Linked DNA regions of Homo sapiens: all the other regions are linked to region 2. Evidence: chromatin loops called from intact Hi-C (ENCODE). Cell type or tissue: CD14-positive monocyte. All regions are shown on one strand.

The links. Peaks named below come from ENCODE experiments on the same cell type or tissue, not always from the same donor. Only the 100,000 strongest peaks of a DNase experiment are listed, where the experiment ranks them.
Region 1: it touches region 2 in a loop (4-fold over the local background); 40 of 110 quality-filtered maps call a loop at or near these places.
Region 3: a loop joins it to region 2, with 4 times the contacts of the local background. A loop is called at or near these places in 13 of 110 quality-filtered maps.

Annotation. Positions count from the first base shown.
Region 1 is chr19:44,737,640-44,740,139 of GRCh38, forward strand. No RefSeq gene overlaps it. Among named protein-coding and RNA genes, the nearest start is that of BCL3, 9.8 kb to the right of the region's middle. In CD14-positive monocyte, no CTCF peak of the experiment used is centred here; DNase peaks (open chromatin) are centred at 242 and 1,362; H3K4me3 peaks cover 873 bases; H3K27ac peaks cover 2,180 bases.
Region 2 is chr19:44,688,062-44,690,561 of GRCh38, forward strand. It overlaps LOC107985306 (a long non-coding RNA gene), which reads left to right. Exons shown (of 3, transcript XR_007067268.1): 3 at 171-483. Among named protein-coding and RNA genes, the nearest start is that of CEACAM16, 9.8 kb to the right of the region's middle. RefSeq lists enhancers at 1,146-1,647, 1,648-2,147. In CD14-positive monocyte, CTCF peaks have their summits at 1,292 (motif pointing right) and 1,492; DNase peaks (open chromatin) are centred at 30 and 1,280; H3K27ac peaks cover 356 bases.
Region 3 is chr19:44,751,841-44,754,340 of GRCh38, forward strand. All of the region lies in intron 2 of BCL3 (BCL3 transcription coactivator), which reads left to right. Among named protein-coding and RNA genes, the nearest start is that of BCL3, 4.4 kb to the left of the region's middle. RefSeq lists an enhancer at 1,594-1,663 and silencers at 1,784-1,993, 2,074-2,153. In CD14-positive monocyte, a CTCF peak has its summit at 1,335; DNase peaks (open chromatin) are centred at 1,661 and 2,191; H3K4me3 peaks cover 2,500 bases; H3K27ac peaks cover 1,828 bases.

The sequences.
Region 1 (2,500 bases), 50 kb after region 2:
TTGGATGTGGAAATTGAGCCTGCCCAGGATTGCTTGGCTGAGAGGCTGCCGTGTTGGGATTTGCTCCTGACTTGCAACCACCTGACTCCACAGGGATGAGGCAGTAGAGACAGCCCTGCCCCATCCTCAGTATCCTGGGAATGTGTTGGAGGGTATGGGTGGCCCCGACTGGGACACTGGGATGACGGTTGGAAACAAGGGAGGTGAGTGTGCCATGTCCCGGCTCAAATGAGGAAGGGCCCAGTGTGACCTCGGCTTTCCCAGGAGCCTGAGGGACTTTTGCATCTGTATTTTTAAATGCTGGTGGCCACAGGGCAGGTTGTGGCCTTGAGTAGGGGAGGCACCGACTTCCAGGGAAAAGGCTGGAGTTTCAGGAAAGGGACTGTCCCTCCTGGATAGGCACCATGCTCCACCCTGCCAGGGTGGGCTTGAGAAGAGGGGCTTCTAATTCAATGGGAGGGCTCCTACTTAGGGAGTGGCTAGGCTGATAGGGGTGGCATGATTTCCCCCAACTCAAGTCAAGAAGGAACCACTAATCTGATGGAGGAGGCACATACCAGCTCCCTCCTGGGGAAATTTATATTTCCTAGTCTAATTTGATGGACAAAACTTAATTTTACTCGGACAGCACTCCTAGTCCCAAGAAGGATTCAAGATTTACAGCGTAGTGAGCTCTAGTCTGATGGAGGAGGCAGGACCCAAACCCACCCACAGGGAGGTTTCCTATGAGGGTGGAGGCATGCCTGTTATCTTCAGGAAGCTCTAGTCTAGTCTGACATTCATCCAAATGTCTTCTGGGGAGGAGGGGCAAAATTGCTCCCCTCAATTGAGAATCTAGACAGAGGAGGGAGTCATGCTGCCCCACCCCATTTTTTTTTCCTTTTAGATCTAGTCCTGAACCCAGATGCCCCATGCATCTTCACGGAACCGATGGGAGAAGCAAAATCCACTTTTAGAGATATCTAATCTGTGAAGAAGTCACACTTTCATTCTCAGGGAGATTCTGATCTGATGGAGGAGGAAGAATGCAATTCAAACCCTCAAGGAACTCTTACACTGATGGGAAACATGTCCCCACCTTGGGGGCCTCCAAGTCTGATGGCAGAGGTCTTCCTCCCATCCTTGGGAAGCTCTAGTCCAATGAGGGAGGCACTCCCCCACCATGTCAGTGCCTTCCTTCCCGTACCTTCTCCCTGCCCTCTGGCTGCCCGAATGAGCAGGGCAGGGGGCTTCCCCTCCCCACCTCCCTGGTGAATCCTAGAATCAGGGAACTTCTGCAGGAGGACACCACGGTTCCCCAGCCCTGGGACTTCCCTTTCTCCGTCAGCCCAAACCCAGGGCCTCACTGGGGGGGCCAGACATGCCTGCCCTGCTGATCATGGCTCACCTATCACCCCAGCCCCCATGACATCACCTGGTTATTGCATGTCCACAGCATCCCAGGCTCCGCGGGGACTTTCCATGCTTGACCTCGCCAGTGCCCTACCCTGAGAGGGAGGAGTCTGTCCCCACTTTACAAACAAAGCTTAGAGGGCATGGCACTCTTGCCAGAGACCACACAGCCAGAAACTGGCAGAGTGGGGAACAGACCAAGTGGGTCTGACTCCAGAGCCCCAGCTCCTTAGGAATGAGGATGAGGATGATGTACGTATACAGTCCTCATTTTCTGCCAGGCAATCCTGCCAAGGGCTATATTGCTGACTCACTAGCTCTTCTCGGCCATGGTGTTATTATTCTCATTGTCATTATTCTGTAACTCAGACAGGGAAACTGAGGCCCAAAGAGATAGATGAGTATGTAGCAGAGCCAATACTCAGTCAGGTTGTCTGACTCCAGTGCCATCATCACAGCTCAGCTCCCCCAGAAGACAGATGATTATACGGAATTGGGCATGCGAAAGATTTATGGACCAGCCTGGGAAACGTAGCAAAATCCCATTTCTGCAGAAATTTTCGAAATTAGCCAGGCATGGCTTGGTGCGGTGGCTCACGCCTGTAATCCCAGCACTTTGGGAGGCTGAGGCTGGCAGATCACCTGAGGTCAGGAGTTTGAGACCAGCCTGACCAACATCGAGAAACCCCGTCTCTACTAAAAATACAAAATTAGCCAGGCGTGGTGGCACATGCCTGTAATCCCAGCTACTCGGGAGGCTGAGGCAGGAGAATCGCTTGAACCCAGGAAGCAGAGGTTGCGGTGAGCTGAGATCCCGCCATTGCACTCCAGCCTGGGCAACAAGAGCGAAACTCCGTCTCAAAAAACAAAAAGAAAAAGAAATTAGCCAGGCATGATGACACACACTTATAGTCCCAGCTACTCAGGAGGCCGAGGTGGGAGGATCACGCCTGTGGTCCTAGCTACTCAGGAGGCTGAGGTGGGAGAATCGCTTGAGCCCAGGAGGCTAAGACTGCAATGAGCTATGATCGCACCACTGCACCTCAGCCTCAGCCTGGGCAACAGAGTGAGACCCTGTCTCTTACATACATATATATCTCTTAAATAC
Region 2 (2,500 bases):
GAAAGTGGATGTAGTAGTTGTTGGGTTGGGAGGAAGGGCGGAATGGGGAAGTGACTGCTCATGGATACAAGCTTTCTCTTAGGGGTGATAGGATGTTCTCAATGTTTTGTTTGTTTGTTTTCTTTTGTTTTGTTTTGTTTTTTGAGATGGAGTCTTGCTCTTTCACCCAGGCTGGCATGATCTCGGCTCACTGCAACCTCCGCCTCCCGGGTTCAAGCGATTCTCCTGCCTCAGCCTCCCGAGTAGCTGACATCACAGGTGTATGCCACCACACCTGGCTAATTTTTGTATTTTTAGTAGAGACAGGGTTTCACCATGTTGGCCAGGCTGGTCTCGAACTCCTGAGCTCAGGCAATCCGCCCACCTCAGCCTCCCAAAATGCTGGGATTACAGGCATGAGCCACGGCATCTAGCCATGTTCTCAAATTGATTGTAACGATGGCTGCACAACTCTGTGAATTTACTAAAAGCTATTGAATTGTACACTTTATTTTGGTTTTGTTTTCATTTTAAGAGACGGGGTCTTGCTCTCTCGCCCAGGCTGGAGTGCAGTGGTTACGATCTGGGCTCATTGCAGCCTCAACCTCCTGGGCTCAAGTGATCCTCCTTCCTCAGACTCCTGAGTAGCTAGGATTACAGGCGTGCACCACCACGCCCGGCTAATTTTTGTATTTGGCAGAGACGGGGTTTCACTGTATTGTCCAGGCTGGTCTCGAACTCCTGACCTCAAGTGATCTGCCTGCCTTGGCCTCCCAAAGTGCTGGGATTACAGGTGTGAGCCATGGCACTCAGCCCGCATTGTATACTTTACATGGATGAATTGTGTGGTATGTGAATTACACCGCAAAACCGTTTAAAAAAGAAGAAAGGGTGGAGCCTTTCTGAACCTATTCTGGTTCAGAGGCTGCCAGATTCGCAAAATATTTTTTAAAAGAAAGAGAGAAATGGGGTGGGGGAGGGAGGAGGAGTGTGGGGGGGAAGAGGTGGAGAAAGAAAAGAAAGAGAAAAAAAAGAAAGAGAGAAAGCAAGCGGGGAGGAAAAGAGGGAGCGAGGGAGTGGGGAGAGAAAGCAGGCGGGTTTGAGAGGTCAGTACTGAGTCGGCAGGAGGGGATAGCTGGAGACCGGGGTCGGGGTGTGTGAGTGGGGACAGTGAACATAAGTGCATCTTGTAGCACCTGATTCATTGTCACTCCAGAAATGTCACCTTCTTTCACTGTTTGGGGTTTGTGCTTATTGGGTCGTCACTATTGCCAGACTTGCTGCAAGAGAGGGTCAGCCCTGAGCCAGCAGGGGGCAGCAGAGCACCACACAGATCATGCACAAGCGCTGCAGCTACCTTGAGCCCCCCCATGCGCCCACCCCGTCTCTGCCCCTTTCTTTACCCCTCTGGGAACCCAGAGAGTCTATCCAGCTCTCCAACCCCAAACCTGGACACCTCCCTCCCCACTCTCACGGCAGGCACCAGGCCCTGCCCTCCAGGCCTCTTGAACTTGGCCTTCCCCAGTACCTGCAGCCCAGCCCTGGGCCAGGCAGCTTCTCTCCCCTCCCTGCCCCAGCCTCCCGCCTGGACTCCTCCCCACTCCCATTCTCCTACCACAGAGCAGCCCAAGGGATCTTTCTAAAGCCCAAACTCAACCTAGCCCCTTCCTGCTCAAAACCATCCATGGCTCCCCAGTGCCTTAGAGTCCAAGCTCCTCACCACTGCCTCCAACGCCTGCAAAGTCCAGGGGACGCTCAGTCTCATCTCTCAGCACCCACCGCCCTCTCACCTTCACCCCTGGTCTACAGTCCCCCAGATTTAACTTCTTTCTGTTTCCCCACACACTGTGTTCCATCTCACTTCCAGGCCCTTGCACACCCCCAGGCACACAGCTCCACTCTTCCTGCCCACCCCATTCACCCTCCAAGTCTCAACTCATACACCTCCTCCTCCAGGAAGCCCTCCTTGACCTCCAAGCTGGGTCAGATCTCTCCTGTGAGCTCACCTACCCCAGCCCCGCCCAGTCTGGGCCATCACTGCCTGGGGATGGGTCTGTCCCGCTGAACTATGAGCCCTATAAGCACAATTGCTATCTCCATCACTGAGGGGCTCCCAGCACTGACCAGCACAAGGCAGAGGCCCAAGGAGTGTGGATGCTCATTATACACATCCTTCCCTTTCCCAACCTAGCAGTCCCCATTCATTCATTGACAAACGTCTGTTGAGCAACTACTATCACCAAACTCTGTTACATGAACTTGACTGGCATGAGAGAGGTGAAGATAAACCAGCCCAGCTCCTACTCTCAGGGAGCTTGAGGTCTAGTAGGGGAGATGACCTGGAACTCAATGTAATAATAATAATTAATAATAAACATTACCGAGCACTTATTATACGCCATGCACTATGCTAAGGGCTTTACATTTATTCACTGATATCCTCACAACGGTTCTGTGAGTGAAGTTATACCATTGAAAGTAATGGCAAAGCCAGGCGCAGTGGCTCACTCCTGTAATCCCA
Region 3 (2,500 bases), 64 kb after region 2:
GATCCACTCGCCTTGGCCTCCCAAAGTGCTGGGATTACAGGCATGAGCCCCAAGCCCACCCCTAGAACACTATTTTTGGAACGGTGGTCTTTAGATATTTTGTCACAACCTAAAAACAAGAAAGACAGTTCATTGATTAACTTACTATATGAATTATACATGTAAAACTATCACTGGACCTGGCATAAATGTTGAGTAAGTGTTTGTTAATATTACTATTATTTTATCTCAAACCCAGCACACACACACACACACACACACACACACACAAACTTGAAATTAAAATTGCACAAAATGAAACAATACTCGCCCTTACTATGTGGGTTCTACTGTGACATTTTCTTTTTTTCTTTTTTTCTTTTTCTTTTTTTTTTTTCTGAGACAGGGTCTCGATCTGTCACCCAGGCTGGAGTGCAGTGGTGCAATCATAGCTCACTGCAGCCTTGATCTCTTGGGCTCAAATGATCCTCCCACCTCAGCCTCCTGAGTAGCTGGGACCACAGACGCTACCCCCACACCTGGCTAATTTTTGTATTTTTTTTTTGTAGAAACACAGCAGTCTTGCTATGTTGCCCAGACTGGTCTCAAACTCCTGGGCTTAAGTGATCCTCCCACCTCAGCCTCCCAAAGTGCTGAGATTACAGATGTGAGCCACCGAGCCCAGCTTACAGCTTTACTTTGCCATTTTCTATTCTAGTCGACTTCATTGTTTCATGGTCACAGCCCACTACATTAATTTGAAGATCCCCTAAATTGATTTCACAACCCCCATGGTTTATCACCTGCAGTCTGAAGAACATGTTTGTGAGGCTGCTGAGAAGTCCTGCACGGGAGGGTTTGGTCTGTGCCTAGCACATAGTAAGCACTCACTGCAATTGATCATCATGATTCTTATTATTCTATTGACCTGGGTTGGAATCTCAGCGTGGCCACGTTCTACTCCCTCTGTGCCTCAGTTTCCCTCTCTGTAAAAACAGGAACCATCGCGTGTGAGGGTCTCTGGGAGGAAGAAATGACATGATTTATACAAAGCACTTCTGTGAGAATTAGTTTGGGGCCTGGAAACCACAGGTAGAGATGAACAGGCCTGTTTCTGCAGAGAAGTAGCAGAGGGCTGCTCCGCCACTGGCCCACTGAGTGATTTCATGTCCCTGAGTCTCAGTTTCCCTATTTGGAAACTGGGTCTCATAATAGCACCTATCACAATTAGGATTCAGTGAGATCTTGTACACATGTATTAATACAGTGCACAGAACAGGGCTGGGCAAACAGTAAGTGCTCAATGCATGGAAATGGGTAATGTTTGAGCAGAGCTCCCAGGGTGGTTGCAGGCCATCTCCAGAGCCCTAGCAGGAGAAAGTGGCCTAGATTATAAAGAGCTAATAAAACCTAGTTCCCTCCCCTTCTGGGTACCTCTGGGGGGTCATCTATGAAATGGGCTTAATCAGACAGTCTCTGCCCCCAGTGGTGAGCTGTCCATGCTGTTGAAAAGCAGGGTGCTTGCCAGAGGCCACCCGGCCCACCAGTCTCCAGCCCCAGGCCCTCCCCACACCCTCCCTCTCCGACTCTCCCCCAAGGCAAACACTTCTGCCTCAGCTGCCTGCTGGGGGAAATCCCTTCCCGCAGAACTTGACCGCAACCCAGCTGCTCTGCCTCCCCCACGTCAGCACCCGTCACTCACTCGCAGCCTCCCCCCTCCTGGCGCTTCCTCCAACCTTAACCCCTTCCGCTGGGGCTGAGACTTTACCGGAACGGGCAGCGGCCCGGCCCCAGCCTGCGCCACCGGCTCCTCTTCACACCCGCGGGGGAGGGCAGTGGGGGCGAGGAGGGCGGGGGACGCTAAGTCTGGGTCCCCGCAGAAGCCAAAAGGTTGGGAGGCTGGGCTTCCATCTCCTCACAGGCGGGTACGAGCCTTGGGGCATTTGGACCCCCAAGAGGTTAGGGACTGGGCAGCCAGAAACCTGGGGAGGGGGCAGGAAGGCGGGGGCGGGGGGGGGGGGTGATGTTCTGATTCTCAGAAGGCAGAAGTTGGGGAACTGTATTCCTTAATCTCCGAGGGGATGAGGAGCAGCTTGGCAGCTTGGGGACCTGGCACTCAGAGGGGCTTTACGGGCAGGACCAGATACAGAAATTTGCAGAGTCCCTTGTTCAAAACTTAAGAATTTCACGACAGCGGCAGCAGGACGTTGGGCTGGTGAAACTGGTCACGCCAAGGGGCCTGAAAGTCTGTGTTCCCAAAGGGCCAGGGTTTGAGGCGCTGTATTTCTGGGTCTCTGAGGGGACAAGGACTGGCAAGGTAGTTTGGGATCCTGGAGCTCTGAAGGACGGGGGAAGTCCTTATTCTTAAAGAAGAGTTAGGGCTATTTCTGGCTCCCAAGAGATGTTGGGGGTGGATGCCGGGATAAGGAGGACTTGCAGCCAGCTGGAGCCTGAGCTCTGCGGGGTGGAGTTCCAGAGGGTCCCCCAGGCGGGAGGACTCGGGATTATGCGCCCCCCCTAC